Regions from separate parts of the Homo sapiens genome. Here region 1 is linked to region 2. A link is a loop called in an ENCODE intact Hi-C map of the cell type or tissue named here. Cell type or tissue: K562. All regions are shown on one strand. Each heading gives the region's core, and the rest is flanking DNA. Links, peaks and the distances in the headings are about the cores only. Region 1 overlaps NDFIP1 (Nedd4 family interacting protein 1). Region 2 overlaps ARHGAP26 (Rho GTPase activating protein 26).

What was found. A loop is a pair of places that touch in the nucleus more often than their neighbours do. Peaks named below come from ENCODE experiments on the same cell type or tissue, not always from the same donor. Only the 100,000 strongest peaks of a DNase experiment are listed, where the experiment ranks them.
Region 1: a loop joins it to region 2, with 6 times the contacts of the local background. A loop is called at or near these places in 16 of 110 quality-filtered maps.

What each region holds. Positions count from the first base shown.
Region 1 is chr5:142,147,059-142,156,252 of GRCh38, reverse strand. NDFIP1 (Nedd4 family interacting protein 1) reads right to left here. Exons shown (of 8, transcript NM_030571.4): 8 at 1,813-4,522. LOC107986455 (a long non-coding RNA gene) reads left to right here. Exons shown (of 3, transcript XR_001742907.3): 3 at 1-1,842. Among named protein-coding and RNA genes, the nearest start is that of NDFIP1, 43 kb to the right of the region's middle. In K562, for the core only: CTCF peaks have their summits at 4,199 (motif pointing left) and 6,653; a DNase peak (open chromatin) is centred at 4,202.
Region 2 is chr5:142,876,271-142,885,554 of GRCh38, reverse strand. ARHGAP26 (Rho GTPase activating protein 26) reads right to left here. Exons shown (of 23, transcript NM_001135608.3): 4 at 6,110-6,181; 5 at 156-257. Among named protein-coding and RNA genes, the nearest start is that of ARHGAP26-AS1, 12 kb to the right of the region's middle. In K562, for the core only: a CTCF peak has its summit at 4,861; a DNase peak (open chromatin) is centred at 4,834; H3K27me3 peaks cover 470 bases.

The sequences.
Region 1 (9,194 bases), core at 1,195-9,194, 730 kb after region 2:
TTAGAATGGAGATGATACAAAAATCAATTTCTACAACCATCATTTCCTCCTGAACACCTCTTTCACTTTCAACCTAAACTTACTCTCCCCTTTGGGAATTCCCAGTGTATTTCTTTGAGATGTCTTCCACATTAACAGTAGAGCCTACAAAGAACCAACATGCAGAGGCTACTTGTCAAAGGGCACTTTCTGTAGGTAGTCTAAAAGAACACAATTATACACATACACAAACGTGTACAGGTATACGCAAAAGGGAAAAGGAGATGCAAGAGTACTGTACTACTGCTTTAACAAATGCTCTCACCCAATCCACCTTATCCATCTTACAGGATAGAAACACTATTTAGGGTTTAAAATACGCAAAAAAACATTTTTTTTAAATATATAAACCATCTATGGAAGCATATTTTGCCTTCTGTTATGACCCTCATCATTCCTCAACTCATATTCTAAAAGCCTGAGAGGTGAAAATCTTCTGAACAGCTGAACCACCCACAGAACCTGAAAATTATTATACATTTTGCACATGATTAACCTATATTCACCACTGAGGTTTAACCAAGAACCAGATTCACATAGGTAATAGGGGTCACAACTACTTTTTCATAAAATATACCCTCCTACTGGCCAGGTGAGGTGGCTCACGCCTGTAATTCCAGCACTTCAGATTGCTTGAGCCCAGGAATTCAAGACCAGTCTGGGCAACATGGCAAAACCCTGTCTCTACTAAAAATACAAAAATTAACTGGGTGTGGTGGCACATGCCTGTAGTCCCAGCTACTTGGGGAGGCTGAGGTGGGATGGCTTGAGCCTGGAAGGTGAAGGTTGCAGTGAGCCAAGATCACGACTTTGTACTTAAGTCTGGGCAACAGAGCGAGACCCTGTCTCAAAAAAAAAAAAAAAAAAAAAAAAAAAATCTATGCATCCATCTATCTATACAAACACACATCCTCCTACTTTACATAAATGTACAATTCCATGTCTATTCTTAGCATGTTTTCAGTTAAAATTAGATTACTGATGTTTACAAGAAGCACGGTCAAATGATTTTTTTCATTTTATGTCAATGTTTACACGCCAACCCTCCAGAAGGTTGGGACAATGGGAAGAGGGCATTGGACTGGATGTAAAGCCTGAGGCCAGGGGTCTAGTTTTGTTAGGGTCTAGATTCTCACCCCAGAATCTTACCCCCTCAGGCAATCACTCAAATTGAAATATCACTTCTATTGGTCCTGATACTCTACTTCAGTAGTTATCTTACTTCTTCCTTTGAATGTAAACCATTTATAGCTAAGTAGAGTATATTTTAGTATAAGAACACAGTGAAGGCTGGGTGCGGTGGCTCACACCTGTAATCCCAGCACTTTGGGAGGCCGAGGCGGGCGGATCACGAGGTCAAGAGCTCGAGACCAGCCTGACCAACATAGTGAAACCCCGTCTCTACTAAAAATATAAAAATTAGCTGGGCGTAGTGGCGCGCGCCTGTAATCCCAGCTACTTGGGAGGCTGGGGCAGGAGAATCGCTTGAACCTGGGAGGCGGAGGTTGCAGTGAGTGGAGATCGCAACACTGCATTCCAGCCTGGGCGACAGGGCGAGACTCCGTCTCAAAAAACAAACAAACAAAAAACACATAGTGAAGACCAAACAAAATTTCATCTGTACTAATAATGACTCACGGTGGGCCAGAGCTCAAGTCAGTATGTAATAAGAAAGCAAAGGGAAAAAAAAAATCATTTACTTCACTAAAACTTCTGTTGTTTCTTTAAAACTCTAAACAAAATTGACCCTATAAGTAAAGATATTCATTCTTATCATTTTTTAACAAGCAAATTTTAATAATGCCTTTTATTTCTATACAAAGCAATGTAACTTTCTGAAAAAAAAAATGGCTATACAGAACCCTTTAAACATAAGAGTACAGAGTTTCAAATGGCAACAAGAAGTTAAGAAACATAGGGCACTGTGTCGTTATGGGTGAATCCTAGTCGTCCTGCAGCCCAAGGTCCAAGCTAGTTTACTCCATAACCTTAAGTAAATAACCGCGGTTCCTATGAATACCTTTCCAAAACCATTTATTATAAAAACTCACTCTTTATCCATTATCAGTATTAACGTATCAAAGTGAGAAAGAACATGGGAGAGAAAAATGACAATTAATGCAGCGTGAACATTTTCATCCTGAATACCAGTAAGGACTCTAGATGATATATGGTGCCCACTTCATGTGCCTCAAAAGATTTTAATTTTCAGAACATTTAAACGATTAAAGAGAAATCATCCTCTTAACTAGGTATTTTAAAGCGTATCAAACTGTAGGTTTACATTTGACAAAGTCTTATGGACCACCAAATACGTAGAAATAGGAATTCCAAATATTTCAGTTCGTTGAATATACAAAACCAAATAAGGCGCAAGGACCTGAAGAATAAACACAAAGCTAGTCTACAATGTTTGAGTTAACGTGATTTAGGACCCTTCTATTTTGTTCTGCAAGATAATTTACATAGTTCTCTCTGCTATATGTGTCCACATCTATTCAGATTGTTACAGATCTTTTCATTCTGGAACTTAGAACATTATAGGCCATACAAACTTCCAAACTCCATTGTTGCTATAATCTGATTCGAAATGGAAAAAAAAAAATCTTCAAAGAAACTTCCATAAAACTCCCTTCTCTATTATCAAATATAACTTCTGAAAAAGAACACACTACACTATTATTCATAATAATCCATAAACTGGTTAGAGGGATCATTGAAATGTCAATCCAGGAGGCTCCTAATTTTCCTGTTTGGCTTTCAAACAACCCACACTTCTGTGCATTATATACTGATATCCTGAACGACTTCCTATGCTGATTCTGGATATACATACACAGCAGATGAATGGACATTTGCAGCTATCAGACTGTGCTGGTGCTGATTTGTGTAGTAATTTGACCATCTTGGTGTATTTTTTCTTCATATTTCTTAAATAGAAAATGAAAAAAATCAAATGGCTGATATCATAAAAACAACTGGTCTCTAAATTTAAGATTGAGACAAGAATAGAAATCAGGAGAAATGAGGAATCTTTAATTTCAACTGACTGAATGCTCACAGGACTCAAACCAGTTGGTGCATTCAACTGAGAAAAAGAACAAATGAGAACATGCAGAAAACACTGGAAATAAATTATCTAAAATTATGTCTAAAAATTGAAGCATAATTAGGAATTCCAGAATGATTTAAGATCTCTACAACTCCTCTCTACTTTTTTAGTCCATTATCTTTTACAGAACCAATGTTCAAATACATTTTTAGGAATGTATTTAGTAGGATATAAGAGGACTTCTTGTGCTGAAAATGAAGAAAAAAATTGACCCAACATTAGTTTTTTAATCGCATCTACTGAATGATTCCCTAAGATTAGAAAAAATTGCCTTAGCAATCAACAAATGCAAGCCAAGAAATTAAGCACTAATCTACAGTAAAAGGTGCTACACAAGAGATATTTATTAATGTTCTGTTGTATTTACAGTTTTAACATAGCAAACCAAGATGAATTACCACTTGGGCAGAAAGCACATCATTCTACATTATAACCCACTGGTTTCTGCTAACACATTGTAAAAGCAAGTAGTACAGTATGTTAGGGATCATCTCAAAAGTTCCAAGCTACTTCTTTCTTTGCTCCTAAGTACCTAATCCTCTCCTTACTCCCAGACTTTGGCCTAATCACCAGGAGACAAAAGGAAAATAAGGGGGGTGGGGGTGGGGGTGGGGGTGAAGAACGCTAATTATAGAAAGAGTGTCAAGAATTACATTTTAGTAATTAAGCTTCATTTGTATCCTAGTGCTTTCTGTTTTATACAGTGACAACACCTTTAGAATCCCTTAGGTACAATAAGGTACCGCAGAATTGTGAATACAGGCTATAAAAAATTAATGCTTATTATTTACCAATTAAAGACTTATTTTTGACCACACCTTAAATGTATTTTTGCACTATGATTTTGCTTCCAGGTGTTCATACAGAATTGAATAAATTTCTAGATTAACTTGAACAGCAAATATGGATTATGTGCAAAAACACAGTCATAGCAAAAGTTTAACTTTTGAGAAAACCCCTTTAAAATGGCCAGCATTATACATATCTTACAATATTTAATTCCAAGTTCATTTTGAGATGGAGGATGAATAAAGCAAGACTGCCCCCTACCGACTACAGGGACATGGCTCATGCTACTTAAAATGACTACAAACAATATATAAGGCATTATTAATACATCACAGACTTGATTGCAAGAGCTTTTTCAAACATTAACCACTAATGATTCAATGATTACAGAATTCTGCATTAACTATTAAAATTTTACACCTAGGAACAAATAGAGAGAAATGATCTTTTCAACAGTACTTTATTTTTTTAAAGCAGGTGATTATTCCTCTGTGTTCTGCATCTTGATTCACTTCCTGCAGGTGTTCTCTTGCTTCTTGAGAGAGAATTCATAAATGCAGGAAGGCCTTTGCCAGAAAACATCTGCCAGAGAAGGATATTGAATATTGAAACTCTAGTTAGCTTGTTATTTTGGCTAAGAGAAGGATGTAGTCACAAAAGAAGGCAGGATGTTTGGAGACACAAGTGCATTTTAACATAGTTTTAAGATTACTGTATACTGACATCACGGTATTCAATAAACATTAAAATTTCAGTTCTTAAAGTTATCAAGGCCTCTAGAACTAGAAAAAACTGGAATGCTTTTTCTAAAAACTCCTGAAGTCAGGAGTCTCTCTTTCCAAACCTCTTAACAAAAGAATACAATGGAAGCAGTGCTACTGCGCATCCCACACTGAACGCTGTCAGCAATGACTGAAACTTGGGACAGAGAGCATAATCCAAGTGCACAAGTAATTTTCCTAATATACCTGAAGATACTGTTTACCCTAACAATTCCACTAGATATTGCACAAGGAAGCTTTCCAGTAAGGATGCCAACCATGTCATGCTATACCTCAACCGAGCATGGCAAAATTAGAAAACAAGGATAAACTCACAGGTACCACAAATACTTTTAAAAAACAAGTTTTCCTAAAAAGTCATTGTATTTGGGGCATGTTTCTCTTAAAATAATACATGTACTTTCAAACTAAATTTTAAGAAAGGAATATATCTGACTGAAATAAATGCTCTCGAAATAATGCCTACGCATTTTACTAAATGCAGTTTTCATCTAATACTTTGAGGCATTTCTGTACTAGTATATTGTTTTGGTTCTCATGAAAATAACTTGGGAAAAACTACAAGTAATTCCCTATATTAACAATAAAAGAAGAACTATTAAGAATAAAAGAAGAAACACTAAAGAGATACATTTACTGCTTAATAAACATTTATTGAGAAACTATTTTGTGGTACTCAGCAAGAAGTGAGAGTTGGATGGGCTCAAATATCGGCCTATAACTTACTTTTCTATCCTCCAAATTACTATAAAAGCCACAAGAAACTCTTCTATGTCTTTTCTTTCTTTTCTTTTCTTTTTTTTTTTTTTGGAGACAAGAGTCTGTCACTCAGGCTGGAGTGCAGTGGCGCGAGCTCGGCTCACTGCAACCTACACCTCCAGGGCTCAAGCCAACCTTCTGCCTCAGCCCCGCAAGTGACTGGCACTAACAGGCGTGCACCACTATGCCCGGTGTCTTCTGTATCTTTTCTGATTAGATTACTGCGTAAGTATTTAAAAGGCTGCCAAAATGGAGAGAGACTACAAACACACTGGAGGAAATGAACATATTTTAATATTATCAACATTTTTCCAAACTATAAATTCATTTGTGTTGTGATTTGAAGTAAACCACTGAAACTGATACAAGGACATCTTTTCTTTAGATTGAGAGACATAAGAGATTGAAAGACCTCGGAAAGCACAGAGACAGAGACACAAAAATATGAGGAACTCTAAAAGCCAAGCAGAAGCAAAAAAGAAAATTGGCAGATGAATATTAAATGAATGTTTTTGCAATGAGGCCAGACTCATTATAAACATAAATAATTTGTTTTATCAGTTTCTATATATTTTTTTTTTTTTTTTTTTTGAGACGGAGTCCCGCTCTATCACCCAGGCTGGAGTGCAGTGGCACAATTTCGGCTCACTGCAAGCTCCGCCCCCCGGGTTCATGCTGTTCTCCTGCCTCAGCCTCCCGAGTAGCTGGGACTACAGGCGCCCGCCACCACACCCAGCTGATTTTTTGTATTTTTAGTAGAGACGGGGTTTCACTGTGTTAGCCAGGATGGTCTTGATCTCCTGACCTCGTGATCTGCCCGCCTTGGCTTCCCAAAGTGCTGGGATTACAGGCGTGAGCCACCATGCCTGGCCCAGTTTCTTTTAATAGATGAAAACTGATGAAACAGTGACTAGTAGGTCAAAACAGAGTTTGCAAGAATATACAATATGGTACGGACAATTACCTGGCCACTTCCTTAGTTTATGATGCTTTAGCATAGGTAAACAGCTTTAATAGATCCCTCAAAGTCAAAGCCTGACACCCAACAAACATTAAAAATCCCTTTGCTTGTTCAGTAAGAGAAGTAAAAATTAAATTAAAATAAAATATCTCAAGAGGACCTAGAGAGGTCACCAGTGGGTAATCTCAATCACCACACAATCTCCAAATGAAAGACTGCTAGAGGGCACTGCTGTCTGAGACTTGGAGGCTTGAGTGGCAGTGTTACAGAAATGCTGGCAGTACACAAACTGAAGAACAAACAGATCTTAGGGACTCTGGACCGTATTACTAAATTATAGATCAGATCACTTTGTAAAAAAAAAAAAAAAAAAAAAGGAATCCAATAGCCTACAGATCATTTAATTCCAAGAGGAAGACAACCAGTTCTTCTTGGAGACATGTAAATTTTGTTTAGCAAAAATTCTACTGGAAACACCATTTCCCTATTATCTTGCTATCTTATAACATAGTCCAATAAGTAAACCTTTACCTTGAGATGAATTTCCTTTAATAAAATAAAAGAAGTATTAAGGAACAGGAGAAAAATTACAGAAAAGGAGAAATGAAAGTGTCTGTTATCACATGGAAAAAAATTAAAATATTTGATGCCTAATAGGTACAGCTCACTAGGTCACTTTTTTAATTATGAAGGCCCTAGCTCATTAATGCTAGGGCTCAAAAACCTCCTTTTTTCCTTCTATTTCAGATGCAGTTAAAATAAATAATTTTAAAATATATTATGCTTCATATGTACAAGTGCTTTTGGTACCACACAAATAGTGTTAGATATAACCAATCAACTGTGTTACCACCTTATTACTGTAGCTAACTCCTCATTCACCTGGCAGCATCAGAGGAGGTGGTAATCCATAAAAATGTATTTTCCAGTGAACTGGTAAATAAGAAAAGTATAAACACTTTACATTTTTTACCATTTCAGGTACAGATGTTTATAACAGGTATCTGTTTCTTCTGCTTCCTCAGTCACATACTTTTTTTTTTTTTTTTTTTTTTTTTTTGAGACAGAGTCTCGCTCTGTCGCCCAGGCTGGAGTGCAGTGGTGTGATCTTGGCTCACTGCAACCTCCACCTCCTGGGTTCAAGCGATTCTTCTGCCTCAGCCTCCCAAGTAGCTGGGATTACAGGTGCACACCACCACACCCAGATAATTTTTGTATCTTTAGTAGAGACGGGGTTTTGTCATGTTGCCCAGGCTGGTCTCAAACTTCTAACCTCAGGTGACCTGCCCACCTCGGCCTCCCAAAGTGCTGGGATTACAGGCGTGAGCCACTGCGCCCGGCCCAGTCACATACTTCTTGATGGCCACTGTGCACACCTTTAGCAGTTCCTTCTGGCATTTTGTTATGAAGTAGGAAAACAGATAACAGCTTATTAATACATTTTTCCCTCCCTTAAGCTTAAATGGACTCTGAAAAGGAACCTGAGAGCTGCCCCTATGATAGTAGTACATGAGCTTTAATGTTTAGCTTTTGTAATATCTACTTTGACTGATTAGAAGGAGGTGTTTTGGGATCACTTCAAGATTGGTTTATTTGTACTATATTTCAGGTAGCCTGACTAGAAAAGTCACTATTCTTATGCCCTTTTCTAGTAAAATGCCAAATCTTAGTACAATATGGAAAGTATATTATTTTTCTGTTTTGGTAAAGTTATTTTAAAAATTCTGTATCTGTATCTTTCTGGCAAAGTTATTTTAAAAATTCCCTACCTGTGTCTTTCTTCAGCTACCTTTTAATTGGTGACATCTCCATCAAAGAAGTAGAAGTCCATAAAAGAAAATAAAGCTTTTGGGAACACTGACCCCATTTTCTAAAGTTTGTGTTCTCTGATTGGCCATTCCCAGCTTTCTACTTGCATAAACTCTGTATTCTGATCCTTTTGATGGCTTCAGGTTGACAATGTCAAGAGAGGCAATTTAGCAGAGTAGTCACTAGTTTACCAGTGATTTTCCTCAGCAGGAGTTAGCCTAGGATTTTTAAACTACATTTTCCCTCTCCCCTATCCCTATCTCCCTAGAAGAATCACTGTACATGACAGTTAGAAATAAGATCAAATTTATCCTTTAGTAATTTGACTGCCTGCTAGGCAAAAACTCAACAACCTTCTGACAAAATTCAGAGCTCATAATCTCTACAACATGATAATTAACAATGCTGCAACAAAGAAATAACTGGCCAGGTGTGTAAAAACAGGAAAATGTAACCCAGAGTCAAGAGAAAAATCCATCAATACAAATAGACTTATCTAACCTGATGTTGGAATTAGCAGATAATTACTTTTTAAAAACTGTGATAAGCATAATAAAGAATCGATAGGGAGGAAAAAAATAAAGCTTTCTTACTTCACATGACGGTTTTCTAGTATGTCTTCTAACAAAATTAAACTAAATGTCCTCTGAACTAGAGAAAGAAGGGATTCTACATCTGGATCTGGACAGAGTTCTTACCCTTTCAGTGGACAAAGGGAACTCAGTCCCATAGGATATTATGGCTTTTCAGGTTCCCTCTGGGGATCCCTGGAAAATTAGTGAAGTCATTAGAATTCTAAATTCTGCTGTAAGTTCCTCAAACCCTTAATTTAGAGCTCTGAATTCTCTGGGTGTGTCAGGAATGATTTCAAATAAACCAGGGTATCACAGTTAAATAGAAAAGCAAATAAACTCTATTATGCCCTCCAATGGTGTGCATTCAT
Region 2 (9,284 bases), core at 612-8,611:
AGGCATCAGGCACTGGATGAGGGATCAGGAGCAATCTCCTGGCTTCCCAGGTCCCTTCTAACCCTAAGATTTTCTAGCAAAGAGCAACCAGCACATATCCACAGCATCATGTACAAATTGAACACTTTATTCAGGATACTAATAAAGTCTCTTACCTCCTGAAGCTGAGATTCTTTCTTTTTGGAAGACAAATTCAAGTGTTTTTCTAAGATGCCACAATACTTTTCTGTCTCTTTGTCATACTTCTTTTTGGCTTCCTGGCAAAAAAAGAGAAGAGAAAAAGAAAAAGAGTAACACGTTGCAGGAATAAAAGCAGCCTCCATCTCTCAAGATCCTTCTGCTCAGAACACAGATGACGACTCAGCTCCTACTTTTCAGGTAATGCCCATTAAATCCTGCAGCCACCCATCAACAGCCCCCTGAGTTTGAGTGTCTAGCAGAGAGGCACCAACCAGGACAAGACCAGAAATGAGGTAAATACGAATATCTAATGGTGGCAAAGCCAAGATTCCCCCTCTAAGAACTTTGTGAAACAGAAATTTCTACTTTCTAACTCACAAGGATATTCAAGGCCAGAAGGCAGCCAGGGGTTGGGGGCTGGGGAGCAGCAGCAGTGGGGGTACCTATGAAGCTAACACCAAGGAAGGAAGATATCCTCACAGCTTGAATGAGACAAGTCTAGACTAAGGCTAGATCCAGCCTTAATACTGTCCCAAAAACACTTCTTGGTATGTAAGCCTAAATATCTCTTGACACTTAATATCACATGCAGGTCTTTAAGCTGAGGAATAATTCAAAACAACAATATTATCTTCACACACATTTGTTTACTACGGCACCATTTATGCTAGCAAAAGAAAAATAAAAGCAGCAGCAGCAACATCACTTCCAAGGATAGCGTTTGGCATAATTAAAGTACGGAACATCCAATAAGCATAACTAGTCATTGGAAAACTAGAGAGAAAAGTAAAACAGCATTATATAAACTTGCTGCATCCTACATAGAGTGTGTCTACCTATGGACAAAGATGAGGTGGGAATTTACTTATAGGCAAATACCTGAGTTATGGTAATGGGGTAACAGTTATTTTTCTCTTCTCTTTAAGAAATTATTAGCCGTATTATTGTCTTCAAAATGAAAAATAATTACCATAATTAATCCCTGCTCCCCACCACTGAATCATTGGGTCACTGTGGTTCTATTTCTATCTCCCATTTGACTGATAAGAAAACTTGGACCCAAAGAGGTGAACTTGTGAAAAGTCACGGAGAGTGACAGAGCTGGGATTGGAGCCTAGGACAATGTGCCTCCAAAGCCCATGTTCTCCACCACAGCTGAGACAGATTGTCACAGGCAGTCTGCCTTCCTTCCACATTCCAACGGGGAGAGCAGGCAAGGAAGCTGGAAGAAGGTTGGCACTTGGCTGATAAACGGGATCAAATTTGCTAATTGGGTACATTATTCCTGCTTTTGACTCATGTGGAGCCTGAACCCATAGGGATGTTTTTCTGCAACTCCAAAGCCTAGAAGAGAAAAAATATTTTCTGGCCAAATAAAGAAGCTCAGACACATCTCTTTATTCCTTTAACAAATTTATAATCAGCAACCACTCTGTGTAAGGCTCTACTTTAGGCACCAGAAATACAAGACAAAAATGGTCCCAACCCTCACGGTAGAAATGTTCTAGTAGGAGAACCATGATTAACCAGTAAACAAATAATCAGCATAATTATAGACTGCTGCAAGTGCTACAAAGGAAATAAACAGGGCGCAGTCACAGAGATTCTGTAGATAGGGCACCCAGGAAAGGCATCATTTGGGGAAGGGAGATGTGAGCTGAGACCTACCTGTGAAATACAGAAGGAGCAGAGTAGAGCCTTCTAGAGCAGAACCATCAAGTGCAAATGCCCTGGGGCAGGACACTCGGAGCCAGAAGCCATCACCCGGAGCCCTAACAAGCTCCGCTATGTCAGAATACCACTCCTCTGGTACATGCTCACAGAGTGGGCAGAATAACCATATATCCATTTTAGCTGACACATACTCATTTCCATGAATCTGAGTTTTGCTTAAAAGACTGTTCACATACAAGAACAATTAAACATTTAGCAGCAAATGAAGAAAAAGCCTGAGGACACATTACTCCTTCAAATTTGAGGAGGGTACAGGCAAGAGACTTGACTCAAGCAATTCTTTTCCATTAGTGAAACCAGCAACTTTGAACTGGGGCTCCAACTCCAAATGCTGCTCACATGTATCCGCTCCCACCAGCCTTATCAGCAACTCCAAAAGGAGAATCCTGGTCCCAGACAGTCCAGCTGGCCAGAGGTGAGAAAAGGCCAGGGAACATGAGTCACTGGCATTCTGGGACATTCTGGCAACTTGTGCCTCCACATTCCATGTTTAAGAGGACACCCAAAGTTAGAGAAAAAAATAAGGAGAAAGGGAAGCCGTTTCTGTCCTGAGAAAACAGCAATAAGACCTCTGCAGCAAAAAAGTACTACAGCTTAGATAATGTTCTTAAGATGGGAGAGTGTGTCCATTACTCAGGACACAAGATGGTTTTCACCTTCCAGAGAGTCTACTGTGGGGTAGTTAAGTCAAGGATTGAGTTAGAATCCTAAAATTTATTCCCAACTCAATATGGACTGGCTAGAAACAAATCACCATCCCTCTCCAGGACTCAATTTCCTCAACTATAAATTGAGGATGATTAGATAATTGCTCGGGTTTCTTCTTTCAGCTCAAGGACCATATAACAAAATAAAAATAAGAACACCCCCTCCTCAAAGGATTTCTAGGGTTAAATGAAATAAACCACATACAGTGCTTGGCAGGGTGCCTACCACATGGAAAGTGCTCAATAAATGTCAGCAATGGTGGTGACAGTGGTGAGCTCATCACCTAAACCTGCCTCCTTCTTATCAAGAACACACCTGCTTTCCATGTCCTGTGTGCCATGAAGGTAACCGTCCCAAGAACCTACTACAATTGGAAATTAGACATTTATTTGTATCTTTTTGTCTGATGTCTTTCACCCCAGCTACTTCATGAGCACAGCAACCACGCCTGCCTTGTTCTCCACCAAATATCAGGGCACAGAACAGTGCTGGCACAGAGCAGGCTCTCACATATTTTTTAAACAAATGAACTGTGTGTATCTAATATAATCACTAACATTGAATGACTACATGACCAACCTTGTTCTCATGTTCAGGTAGCTATACGACAGACACCGTTTTAAGCATTTGATAGGAGTTCACTCACTTCTTCTTCATAATAACTCTACGAGGCAAGTTTTATTATTACCCCCATTTTAGAGATCAGGAAACAGGCATGAAGAGGTTTAGTAACCTCCCCAAGTCTACATGCAAATGGCAGAAGTGAGATTTGGATTCAGACAGTCTAGCTGTAGACCCACTCTCTACGCTACTCTCTTATGTCTGTTATACTTATTCTAGAGTCCAGCATTCCAAATGTACCTCTAATACAGGAAAAAATAATTTCCTCAAACTTGGAAATAGAAACTTAGGGCCATGGTTATGTCAAGCACCAGGGGTCGTGCCCTACTCCAGAGTAGCACATTAGCATAAGAATGCCCAAGAATCTTCCTCCCTGGCAGCCTTCACATGGTGCACTCTCCAACAGGCTGTTATGGCAACCGAAGCAGCACCAGAGAGTGGAGGAGGAGGAAAAAGTAATTTTAGCATGGCACAGACAGAGTTCAGAACCTCCACTTGGCCAATACCCAAACCAGCTGAAGAGCACTTGCTGGCTCTGAGATGTTCTTGAGACTGCTCCCTGGGTCGCCTAGAAGTGGATCTGTTGTTTGCTTGTTTGTTGTCTCTTAAATTTACATAATGTTATGATATAAATGTATGTGTGTGTGGAGTGATGCAAAGGAGGACATGCCAGGAGGAAAAAATGACAAATGGGGAAGGATGAGACATCACCCAAATGTCATCACAATTCTTCTTTAGTGATCATCCAAAAGTTATTTAATAATCAATAATTATTCATGGTTTAATGAATAGGAGAATAGAATATGCATGAGGGGAAACATGCTTTGGTGAGTGACTACTTAAATTCTTTTATTCTAGTATGTCACCATCTATACCACCCCCCAGCCGCCGCCCCGGGGGACAGTAGCTCCTCCTATCATTAAGATCACTGGTATCAAGCCCAAAGGGAGCTCACTCAGACTCTTGCCTCACCTCCTTGGTAACCATGGTAACCCTCAAGCCAGTGAGAGAAGAGGCCAGAGAGAGAGGCATCTGTGCTCAGAAGGAGAAGTAACTACTGAAAAGATGACTCAACAAACAGCTCTGCTCTGCCTCAGTCTCCAAGCTCTGCATAACCCCCGGAAGCCACTGCCAAGCATGTTCAAGAGTGGGGAGGCACAGGCCCCAAGGCCACCAAGAGGAGCCCTGCGGGCAGGGCCTGCACTGCCAGGAACTGAGGGAGCATTCGCTCACGGCTTATTAACTGCCATCACTGGACTGGTTCACAGTCTGTATGAATTCTTAGTGGAATAAGACTTTGTGTAAATTATACATTCCTTAATCTCTGATACAGCACCAGTGAGCTCCCACTTCCTCATAAATGTGTAAACTAAAATTAGTAGAAAATACTCTAAAACTGGGAGAAAGTCTTTGCCACAGTCCCTCTTTCAAACTGTAATCAACCATCCCTCTGAAAGACCCTGACTAAACATCATCTTTTGCAGGCCCTAATCATATCTATTTCCAGAAAGCAGATGCACTCAGGGGTGTGTGTGTTGTAGGGGTGAGGAATACCTCATTTTGCAACTAAGCAAAATCCACACAAAGTAAGAGGGTGGTGTTGCCCAAAAGCCCCTGCAGGTGGCGTAAGAGACCGCAGCTGAATTGACTCACAGTTCCAGAAAAACAGGAAGAAAACGTTGGAAATCTTTTTGCTTTCATTGATTCCAATGAAAACATCTTCTCTGCAGGTAGCCTCTAACACTCTACCGAAGGTCAAACCAGCTAGAGTTTCCTAGTGATTTTTTTTTTTTTGGACATGGAGTCTTGCTCTGTTGCCCAGGCTGCAGTCAGTGGCGCGATCTCGGCTCACTGCAACCTCCACCTCCTGGGTTCAAGCGATTCTCCTGCCTCAGCCTCCCGAGTAGCTGGGAACTACAGGCACCCACCACCATGCCCAGCTAATTTTTCTATTTTAGTAGAGACGGGGTTTCGCCATATTGGCCAGCCTGGTCTCGAACTCCTGACCTCGTGATCTGCCCACCTAGGCCTCCCAAAGTGCTGGGATTACAGGCATGAGCCACTGCGCCCAGCCCTCCTAGTGATTTATTACAGGGCAAAGGAGCCCTGGAGAATCCACCTTTTAAAAAGGAACAGGATTCCCTTTGCAGTCTCTCAAGAACACATTAGAATTAGTCAAGCTTAGGCTACAGTCCCTCCAGGTCAGTGATAACAAACGGTGATCTCCAGGTTGAAGCAGGCCTGCAGATGTCATTTTTTGACCTGCACAATGGGTAATATATATTTTAAAATTATTTGCCAACAAGAAATTTCACATAAAACTGGCTTTTCAGTTTGTCTTGAAACATTTAAAGAATCAGCAAGAGAGGGCCCATTTCCAGACCCAACAAAAATCAGCTAAACCTAAGTACCAGCTGCCTCCTTTTAAAGAAAGTCCCTGTACCCACAGGGCACAAATTTGTAACCCCTGCTTAGGCTGCAAGTCCTGGACCTCCACAAAATACAATTCCACGAAAACAAATGTATTGTTCAATAAAGACAATTGTCTAAGCACACAGCTATCTATTATAATAACACAAATGAGGTGTGGTTTCTACCTTTGGATGATTTATGAACAAGCACAGAACAATGAGGTAACAAAATACCAGAATGGCCCCTCCGGGGTTGACGGCTCAGATGGTCGTACTTCAGTCACCCGTAAAGAACCGATGAGTTGGGCTCTATAGAGTTTTCTGCCTAAGATTTTCTGAAGAAGGTGGGCTTCGATTTTCTGAAGACATTTCTGAAGACTTTGTTTTAAAGAAAGGTGCTATGTTTTCCAGACCTCTCACCCTAAAATCCAGACCAAAGCTTGCAAAATTCTCACCTTGGCAGCCCCGATCTGTTCCTTTCGAAACTTCTCCAAGGGAGTGATGAGCACCTCGCTGGCATTCTCAATCTGGTGAAGAACAACAGAGTAAGGGAAAGAAGACACAAAAGCAGTATCAGTAAAGAATTACAGCAGCTCCAGCATGAGATGCCTCCCCATGTCTTAAAATAAAATTTGGGGAGGCAGTGTTGTACATGTCAACTGTTTACAACCTTCGAACTAATAGCATGTCAAATCAAAACTGTCATCATTTCAAAACATGATAATCTTCCTCCCATGCATGATTAATACTGATTATTTAAAAGTAAAAATGAGGAACTCTAAAACTGTAAGCGATCCTCTGAAGGGGCAGAGGGGAACTGGTAAAAGAGTGGGGTCTAAGTTACAAGCTTCGGTGACATTTTCTTGCAAATATTCATTTACCCAAGTTATGGGTAAAGTAGATCAACACTGAGTCTAGGTTAAAAACAAATAAACAAAGAAACACCTCTGGACATCTGATGGCATAAAAACCTTCCAAGCTTGATTTTGTGTTGCTCTACCAAGACAGGACTGGACTAGAGCCAGGACACCTGTGCCTCCTGACTACTGGCTGCCTCTCAACTTCATCTCACAGGGCTCACCCCTCAGGTCCTGCATTCCAACCTACTGGCACTCCAATGCACCTCAAACGCACCAAACTCGTCCCACCTCAGGGCCGTAGCATTTGGCTATTCTTTCAGACACTGTGTTCCCAAACCCTTACAGGGACAGCTCCTTCATGTAATTAAGATTTCAGCTTAAAGGTCACCTCTTTAGGGAGGCCTTCCCTGACTACCAACATAACTCAACTTCCCTCCCCTACCAAGTGTGTTCTGGTTCACCACTACACACTACACATTTATACACACACACACACATGCGTGCACACACACACACATACACATCAGTATCTTGTAAAGGCTCACTTTGCCACCACTATCCCCAAAACAAAGAAGAGTGCTGAGACAAAGCAGCACTCAAACATATTTGAACGACTAAATGAATGAATGGATTAATTCTTGATTGGCTGCCAACTGTGTGACCATGGGCAAAACATTTAACCTCTCTGGGCTCTAATTTCGTCATCTGCAAAACGAGTGGGCTGAATTGTCCATCGCTAAGATTCTATGGTCTTTTCTAAGGCAGTACAATATTTTACAGTTTTTCCTTTTAAGTCATTCATTTATCACTCTTCGCTCAACTAATTATTCCAGGAATCTCGCTGCAACAAAGCATTATTTTTCCTAAACCACATGCATGTCCACTGCAATGAAACTAACCGGGTAAATGCCAGAAGTCACAGATGGACACAGTAAAGAACTAACTGAACAATGTAAGGGACAGAAAAAGTCAAGTCTCCAAATTTATTCCCATTTGCCTTTTTCTCAATTTGGAGATCACTTATTTCAGAAGAGTGAAATTTAAGACTAGAGTGTTGCGGTGTTAATTTGTTTGATTTTGTGATTTTTATTGTTATTCAATGTTACTTAATTGGTTCACTGAAGTCTTCTCCACAAACCATCTGCAAGTCTCTGAAGCTTACAAAGGTGTGCCAAGCCCCTAAAGTCAATGATTCTCAACCTTAACTACACAGTAGAATCACCTGGAAAGCTTTTAAAATCCCTAAGTTTAGGCTACACTCCAACTAACTCAGAATCCCTGGACTTAGTCCCAGACATCAGTATTTTTCAAACTCCCCAAGTTATTCCAGTGGACATCCATGATTGAGAATGCAGTCATAAGTAGTCGCTTATAAAACGAAAGTGCTCAACTGCTCACCTGGGAATCAGGACCCCCAAGTCCTTCGCCCAGCCATACTACTACTTGCTATCAGCCTTAATAAGACCTGTTTTCTCATCTGTCAAATGAGCAATTGCAGATGGTGAGGAATAAGGTCCCACTTAGTCTAAGATTCTACGACTGTGTAACATCCACTTGGTTCCAACACTGCCTGATGTTGGGGACATGGAAGCCCAGTCTCTGCCCTTGAGGAACTCATATTTACTACAGGGCACAGACAGGTACAATGTTTATCAGGACACAATGTGGTAAACACAGGATCAGAAGCACGAACTGGATGTTAAGAAAATACCAAGGGTAGCCATATAACCCAGGAAGTCAGGAAACGCTTCCCAGAGAAGGTGCGGCTTTGCTTGCTGAGCTTAACTGAACTGATGGAGTTGTCACAGGGCAAGGAGGTAGAGAAGGGGCTTGCTACGGCCAGATACTCAGATGCAGACAGTAGAAACTCAATTCACTGACATTAATAATAAAATTGCAGAGGCAAGCTGAAAAGTATAATCCAGTCATTGTTCCCTTACCACAGGCCATAGCAATCTGCAGGGTATTCATGGTGATTTGCTTGCCACACCCCCACCCCCAAATACTAACTCAGCCAAGAATCAGACTCAAAAGAATCATTTCCCTTTCTTAGGCACCAGCACATGCACAAACACACAAGCTTTCCCTTGCTTCCACCCACCACCAACCCCCACTGCTGCCACCACCACCCTTCTGATTCTGGTTCAGGCACCAGCAGTGAGCAATCAAGAGAAAGTGGTCTTTCCGTAGGGCAAAAGGTAAGAGGTTTCTACTCTGTTTGGAGTTTTAAAGAAATCCTTTTTTTTTTTTTTTTTTTTTTTTTTGACACAGGGTCTTGCTCTGTTGCCCAGGCTGGAGTGCAATGGTTCAATCACAGATCACTGCAGCCTTGACCTCCCTGGCACAAGCGATCCTCCTCCCTCCTCCCAAGTAGCTGGGACTACAAGCATACGTCACAATGCCAGTCTTCTTAAAAAAAAAAATTTGTTGAGATGGGGTCTCACTATGTTGCCTCCAGACTGGTCTTGAACTCCCAGGCTCAAGCGATCCTCTCACCTCGGCATCCCAAGGTGCTGGGATTACAGGCATGAGCCACCACACCTGGCCCCCACATTTTTTAATATTTTTTAATATAATGCAGACTTGGGTTTGAACCCAGACTGTATCACTTATTAACTGTGTGATCTGTGACAAGTTACTTAACCTCTGTAAACCTCAATATCTTCATCTGAAAAATGGCGATAATATAGATACCACTTCCCAGAGTCATCATGGGGGTTAAAATAGAAAATGCATCTTGGTGAATAGTGTTCGAACTACCAACTGTTAG